Linked DNA regions of Mus musculus: region 2 is linked to region 1. Evidence: chromatin contacts called from ENCODE POLR2A ChIA-PET data. All regions are on one chromosome and are shown on one strand. The core of a region is the stretch at or near the end of the contact, and the rest is flanking DNA. Distances in the headings are between cores, read along the strand shown. Region 1 holds the start of Ing4 (inhibitor of growth family, member 4). Region 2 holds the start of Mlf2 (myeloid leukemia factor 2).

Region 1 (3,192 bases), core at 456-2,955:
AAACTCAGAGATCTTTCCAAGTGCTGGGATTAAAGGTATGTGCTACCCAAACTTGTGTTTCTGTAAGTCGAACTCAAATGTAAAAAAATGTTTGTACTGAATATGGCTTGGTGCTTATAATCAATAGCACTGTGGAGATAGAAGGAGGGCCTGGAGTTCAAGGTCAACCTGGGCTAAATCAGACACTGTCTGAAAAGACAAAACAAGAGGGGGCTTCTTAAGTCTGTGACAGCAGTTCACTAGGATTACTAGTCACAACAGATTACCAAATCAGATGACTCATCTTTCCCGAGGCAGTCGGCACCACCTTCTCGTTCAAGTAACTTACTTCCTCCTAGCAGTGAATACTAGGTCAGAGGCCTTCTGGTATTGCCAGCATCGACATTTTTTTTTCTCCCGAGACAGGGTTTCTCTGTGTAGCCTTGGCTGTCCTGGAACTCACTTTGTAGACTAGACTGGCCTTGAACTCAGAAATCCGCCTGCCTCTGCCTCCCGAGTGCTGGAATTAAAGGCGTGAACCACTACATCTTATCCTTTAAATGCTGCTTTCTTGAGCTCAGTGTCTTTTTTACTGTCTGAAGTTTTTTCCTGAATAATCTCACTGTCAGATTGAATGCCTATTTCTAAGGCAAAGACTAATGTATTGTTATTACTCCAGAATCTCCTACACTGCTGATTAGATAGTTTATTTTCCAAGCAGAATTCACCTTGGATTTTCCTTCTCTCTCAATCGCAAAGTCATTCAATCAATCTTGCCATGTTCAATATCTTTTTTTGTTTGTTTGTTTTTGAGACAGGGCTTCTCTGTGTAGCTCTGGCTGTCCTGGAACAAACTGTAGACCTGGCTGGCCACGAACTTAGAAATCCGCCCGCCTCTGCCTCCCAAGTGCTGGGATTAAAGGTGTGCCATGTTTAATATCTAAAACTTTCTGTCATTCTCTAAGACCAGGTCTGCACTTCTGATTTGGACTGCTACCATTATTTGATCAGTTACTTTCTTTTATTAAAATCAATGCTCTATTTTAAGATGCCCAGGTTAAGAGTTGCCTAAAAGTCTAATATATCCCCAGCCGATTTCTCACTTCCCAGTCTCTATACACACATACACACACACACGACGGGGGAGGGGGAAGACCAGGGAGGCGAGGAGACAGACAGACAGACATATTCCTCATTTTTTGAGAACTGGATTTTGCTCATAAAGTAAAGCATTTCAGCGATCAACTCAGTGGTCGCTCTATTCCACCCAGCAAGCTTAATGAGGAGCAACTTTTGAGATATAAATGACTAAAGGAATTAGGTCGAATATCTGCAGCTGCTCCAAATGGCAGTGCGTAAGTAACGACGCTGCACAACTTAGGGGGGAAAAAAAATCTACCCTCAAGAACTGAGTCAGCAACTACTTTCCTGCTACCCCTAACCCTTTAAAGCCCAGCCCTGATCCCACGGAGCAGCCCTTCCCTCGTCCAGATCTTGAGCGAGGCCTCTAAGCCCACTGCCCCGCCCCCTCCCTCTTCCCCCTCGAATAAATCTTCCCACGGAACCCTTTTCCTGTGATCTTCAGGCTACCAGAACCTCGGGGCCATGAAGTCTGTCAACCTGGACCCTCTACACCACTCTATGGCCCATGACCCCCTTCTCCAGTTGGCTCTTACTGTCCAGATAATGTTCCAAATACATCCCAGCAGCCATCTTGAAGCAAAACAAAGCAACTTCCGATCTTCCCCGGAAGTGACTGATACACGACAGGCGCTGTAACCATTCTTGGATTACACCTTTTCCGTACCTGAACTTCCGCCCTTACTAAACTATCTGCCTCGGATACATCCGCCGGAAACTGAACTTTTTTTTTTTTTTTTTTGCGCCTATTCACGGTCATCTACAGCGAGGCTGATTTAGCCTGGCTTCCGCCCTTAATAAGGCGGCAATATGTGTCTGCGACAGGCATGACGTCACGCGAAGTCGCCATTTTGCATTCTCTAGCAAACTTTTTTCCCTCCAAAACTAGGAATGTTTGGTAAATGGGGGAATCTATTATGTGTAGTTATATTTTGCAAATAATCGCTTTCAACAAGTAGGGAATCGAGCTGTTTTGCTTTTCTAATTATGAATCTGGCCACCAACGTCCCAGCTTAAGTAGAATAGTCTCGGAGGCAGATGCTTTCTTCAGAAGTTGTCAGGCTTTGCAAATTTAACCCTTTGCATCTCTCATCACTTACAAGTTTCTTTGTGTAGCCCTCGCTGTTCTCGAACTCCAAGAGACCTTCCTCTGCCTCACTAATGCTGGGATTAAAGGCGTGCGATATGGAGATCCATGTTTGTGTTTTGTAATGGACTTATGTACTGAAAAGACTGGGTCATCAAAGTATATGCTAGATAGCAGCCTTCACCCTAGTCAAAACCTGTCAGGTTGCTGCTCTTAGGGAAAGAGAACTCAAACCTCTTAGTATTGGTGGTAGATTCTAGCAGATAGGTGTCGCCTCAAGTTGATATACCCTTCACAGTAGTTAGACCCCATACTTGTAAGATAAAATTTGAGCTCTTTTATACCCAATAAGCCCAAGTTTCCTGCTGAGCAGTTGCTAAAGCAGGACAGCAGGATGTGGACTCCATTCTAATCTAAGAGCATGCTGTCGGATAACTGACTCGGCCGGCTTTTTCCTATACAATGAGAATAACAGACATTATCATTGCGCAAAAGTGGAAATGGATGTTCACCCACAAAGGAGGAGCTGATTGCAATCCTTGTGATGAGAACAGGTTTGTCAAACTCTCCATAGTTGGTGAGTGGAAAGTGCACCAGGCAGCTAACCAACAATACTGAGGTACTACTGTCCTGGATGCCCAGTCCCAAATTAAATGAGACTTCTTTATCCACATCACCAAGTAGTGACAGCTGGCTAGGTCTCAGATAGGAGAACATTTGCCAATCTTTTCAGTACTGTATGAAGGATTTAATCTTCATGAAGCAGTCTTGGGAAATTAGCCGAATCCTTTCATGGTAGACTGTGAGAAGTTTCTTAAGTTTCTTGTTCTGCTCTGTCCAGCACAATGGTCTTCCATTTTAGGTGAACATGATAACCATTATTATCATGGGAAGCTCACTGCATTTGGCATTTTCTTCCATCTTAAACCCAGTAGCTGGTTATAGTTTCCATCACTGGAAACCTTTGCACTGCAGTCTAATGAGAC
Region 2 (3,192 bases), core at 350-2,849, 110 kb after region 1:
CATGTCAACTATCCAAAGAGAAGATTTTTAAGACCACCAGAGTGGTGCATTTGGAAATAACATTTAAGGGGTGTGTGTGTGTGTGTGTGTGTGTGTGTGTGTGTGTGTGTGCGCGCGCGCACGTGAGTGTATGCACTTGTGCAAGAGATACAGGAAGAGAAGACAGGGACTCACCATTCCCAACATCCCGAAGGGAGAGACAGCCCCAGCCTACAAGACGAGAAACTGAAGTTAGAACTACACCCTACCAACTGTATGTACCAAAGGAGGTCAGTGCCTCCGTTCCCCCCTTCCTTCTTTCCACAGGAGTCACACAGCCCCTTTCCCAGACTCCTGACCCCACTCGTCTGCCTCCCACGCAGGTCATGTCCCTTTAAAGCTGGTTGTAGGGCAAGAACTGCAGCATACTTAACTAATCACCCCAGGTCTCGATATGTTCCAACTGTTACCTGCATCCTGCGGCTGGCAGGCCTGGTTGCTGGCATGTTACCATCTGTGATGCTCAGGAAGGGGCTATATCCAAAGCCGCCTGACAACATGCGGCTCATGTGCTGACGGTGAATTGCGAAGGGGTCCCTGCGGAGTGAGCATACACTATAGAAGGCAGATTAACCCCCAGCCTTCTTCACCTCCCCGAAATGAAGTCAGGGTACACAGTGGCACGGATGCCGGCTTCCCTCTGAGAGCGGCAGCTGAGTATCCAGCTAATTCTAACTGGTTCCAGCCAAGGGAACCAACTCAAAGGTCTGCCTGAACTGCTCAGACCTGAATCCGAATGGGCTGAGGGCGCGAGGGGGAGGGAATTCTCACATCAGGAACATGGGATCCTCAGGCTCCACGTCCCTCATGAAGCGGAACATCGTGATCTCAGCTCCAGGGGGCTCCACACTGTGAAGATACGGAGGCTGTGTTTCCTGCAGGCGGCCAGGCTTATGCACACCAGCTCAGTGTTGCTACTCTTAAGGCTGCCTCTTGCATACACTATCACTGACCCCTCCAAACTCCAGGGAAGATCCTTCGCCAGGTGAGCCATATAACCTATGAGACCTGAGAGCCAGCAGCTCTCCAAGCCGGTCATGGAATTTTTCCCAAGCCTCTTAGTGGTGCCCCTCCACCCCCGCCCGCCATCCTCTCTTCCCCGAGCCACGGTCAGCTCCTCCTCCGACGCCAGACTCGATGAGAATCTCGAACGGCGGCCCGCCACCCCATTAATGACCCCCAACTACTCCGCCTTCTGCTGGCACTGGGCGCTACCAGGCCTCCCCGGGCAGGCCTCACTGCCCACCGATCCGGGCCGCCACTGCCCCAGCCCGTGCCTCCCGCCGGGCGAGCCGGAGAGGAAGGTCCACTCCCGGGATCGCATCCCTGCAGCCGTGCGGGCCGCGGCGCCCTGGCCTCACCGGTCCCCGACTCCGGCTCAGCGGCCCATCCGGCCGGCCTCTCCTCGGGGCGCTGCAGGAGCAGGGTCGCGGCCCGGGACGCAAGGATTGGTCCGCGCGGCAGCTTCTCGCCTCCCGCACCGCCTCCTGCCTTCGCCTGCCACCTCCGTACCCCCGCCCTCGGCCCGAGAAGCCGATCTTCGGTCAGGCCCGAACGGAAGTGACGTCACGACGGACGGCCCCGGGGGCGGGCTGCGGGAGCTCCGCCCACCTGCTTGGGAGGGAGGGCGGCGCGCGCGCCGTGGAGCCCCGGAGGGCGGGTCCTCTGGGGCGGGTGGGAGGTGTCATTAAGCTGGCTCGGGGATCTGGGGACAGGAAGAGGCTCCTGCAAAGGTGGGGGGGGGCGGAGCGGAATCGGGAGGGACCGGCTGAGCGCAACGTGGGGGCAGGGTGTGCCGCACCTTTTTTGCGGGGGGGGGGGGGGAGAGGCGGGCTGTCTGGGGGCGATCGGTGGGGCGGATCCCTGCGGGGACCTTTAAACACACTGCAGGAGGGGCGCTTAACCAGGGGAGCGCGTGGGCCTGTCCCTCTGGAGAGACGCTCGGGCGGGCGGTGTCCTCCGAGTGACGCAGAGAAGGAGGTGACAATTTAGCTCAGGTCTAGTTAAGCCTTGGAAAAGGCCAACCAGGGAAGGGAATCCAGGTTGGGAGTTTGGCCGCCAGAGGGCGATCCTGGGCCGGGCTGGATCCTTAGCTCCTTAGGACTCGGTGTTGGCTTAGGCTTCTGGACCACTCCAGGACCTGTCTGTGAAGGGTTGGCCTGGGCAAAGGCGTTAGTTCTGAAGTCTGTTTGCTTTTTGTTGTCGTTTTTTGGTTTTGGTTTTAGTGCTCAGGACCCAACTCAGGACCTTGGGCATACCAAGCACATGCCCTACCACTAAGCTATAGTCCAGTTCCTTTAGGTCGTAGGTCTTTAAAACTTTCTTTGTTCTGAGCAGGTAGATAGGTCAAGGGACTAAAGTTTAGAAGAATAAAGGGGTGGAGAGCTAAATTAAGCAGAATCACCCAGGGGTGGAGCTAAAAAGTAAGCCCAAGAGGGCTGACTCCAAAGCCAGAGACTGGTATTTTGACATACTAATTGTCTTGCACAAAATCTGGCTGAGCTGGAGAGAAGAGCCCTCCCCTTTGGGTCAGAGGATTTGAACTGTATTGGGTAGACTTTGACCCACAGAGATCCAAACTCAAAACTGTCCCAAGTTCTTTACTCTGGCTGTCAGCCACATTGGTACCGTGTGGAACCTGATCTGAAGAGAAAGGTTTATTCTAACCAACTCCCTGAGGGAAAAGGGTCAGTGGTTACTCAGGAAAAGATTGGGAGCAGAGACTCTCAGCTTCTTTCGATTTGATCATTGCTAGTGGGAAAAAAATAGTGCTAAGAGAAGAAACAGTGATATAGTTAACGTAAGCTGACAGATTGGCAAAGTGAAGCCAAAAAAAAAAAAAAAAAGGAGAAAATGTGTTTTTCATTGATATTTGATATATAAGACCTTCTTTAAATGCCTCTTGGTATCCCACCCGACAATTGTCCTTTCTTCTTGCTCTAAAGAAAAGCACTTTGACATTCCATCCAGAGTACCTCAGAGCTGCAGAGCCAGCTCAGTGGCTAAACATGCCTGCTGGTTGGTGGGGCACTGGGAGGGAGGCAGAAAAAGGATGATCTCTGTGAGTTAGAAGCTGACTTGGGCTACATAGCTTATCTAGAAGAAAAACAAAAGCATAAAATTAAAAACAAACAAACAAAAAACCCAAAAGCA

The links. ChIA-PET counts read pairs that join two places held with the same protein, here RNA polymerase II (POLR2A).
Region 2: POLR2A ChIA-PET joins it to region 1 with 10 read pairs in Patski. The contact joins the promoter of Mlf2 here to the promoter of Ing4 in region 1. POLR2A ChIA-PET finds 5 or more read pairs at or near these places in 3 of 5 experiments (Patski and embryonic stem cell).

Annotation. Positions count from the first base shown.
Region 1 is chr6:125,038,361-125,041,552 of GRCm38, reverse strand. Ing4 (inhibitor of growth family, member 4) reads right to left here and starts at 1,705. Exons shown (of 8, transcript NM_133345.2): 1 at 1,656-1,705. The coding sequence starts at 1,692. The region is part of intron 1 of 4930557K07Rik (RIKEN cDNA 4930557K07 gene); the gene reads left to right.
Region 2 is chr6:124,929,795-124,932,986 of GRCm38, reverse strand. It overlaps Mlf2 (myeloid leukemia factor 2), which reads right to left and starts at 1,599. Exons shown (of 9, transcript NM_001170341.1): 1 at 1,401-1,599; 2 at 811-888; 3 at 450-576; 4 at 175-210. The coding sequence starts at 860.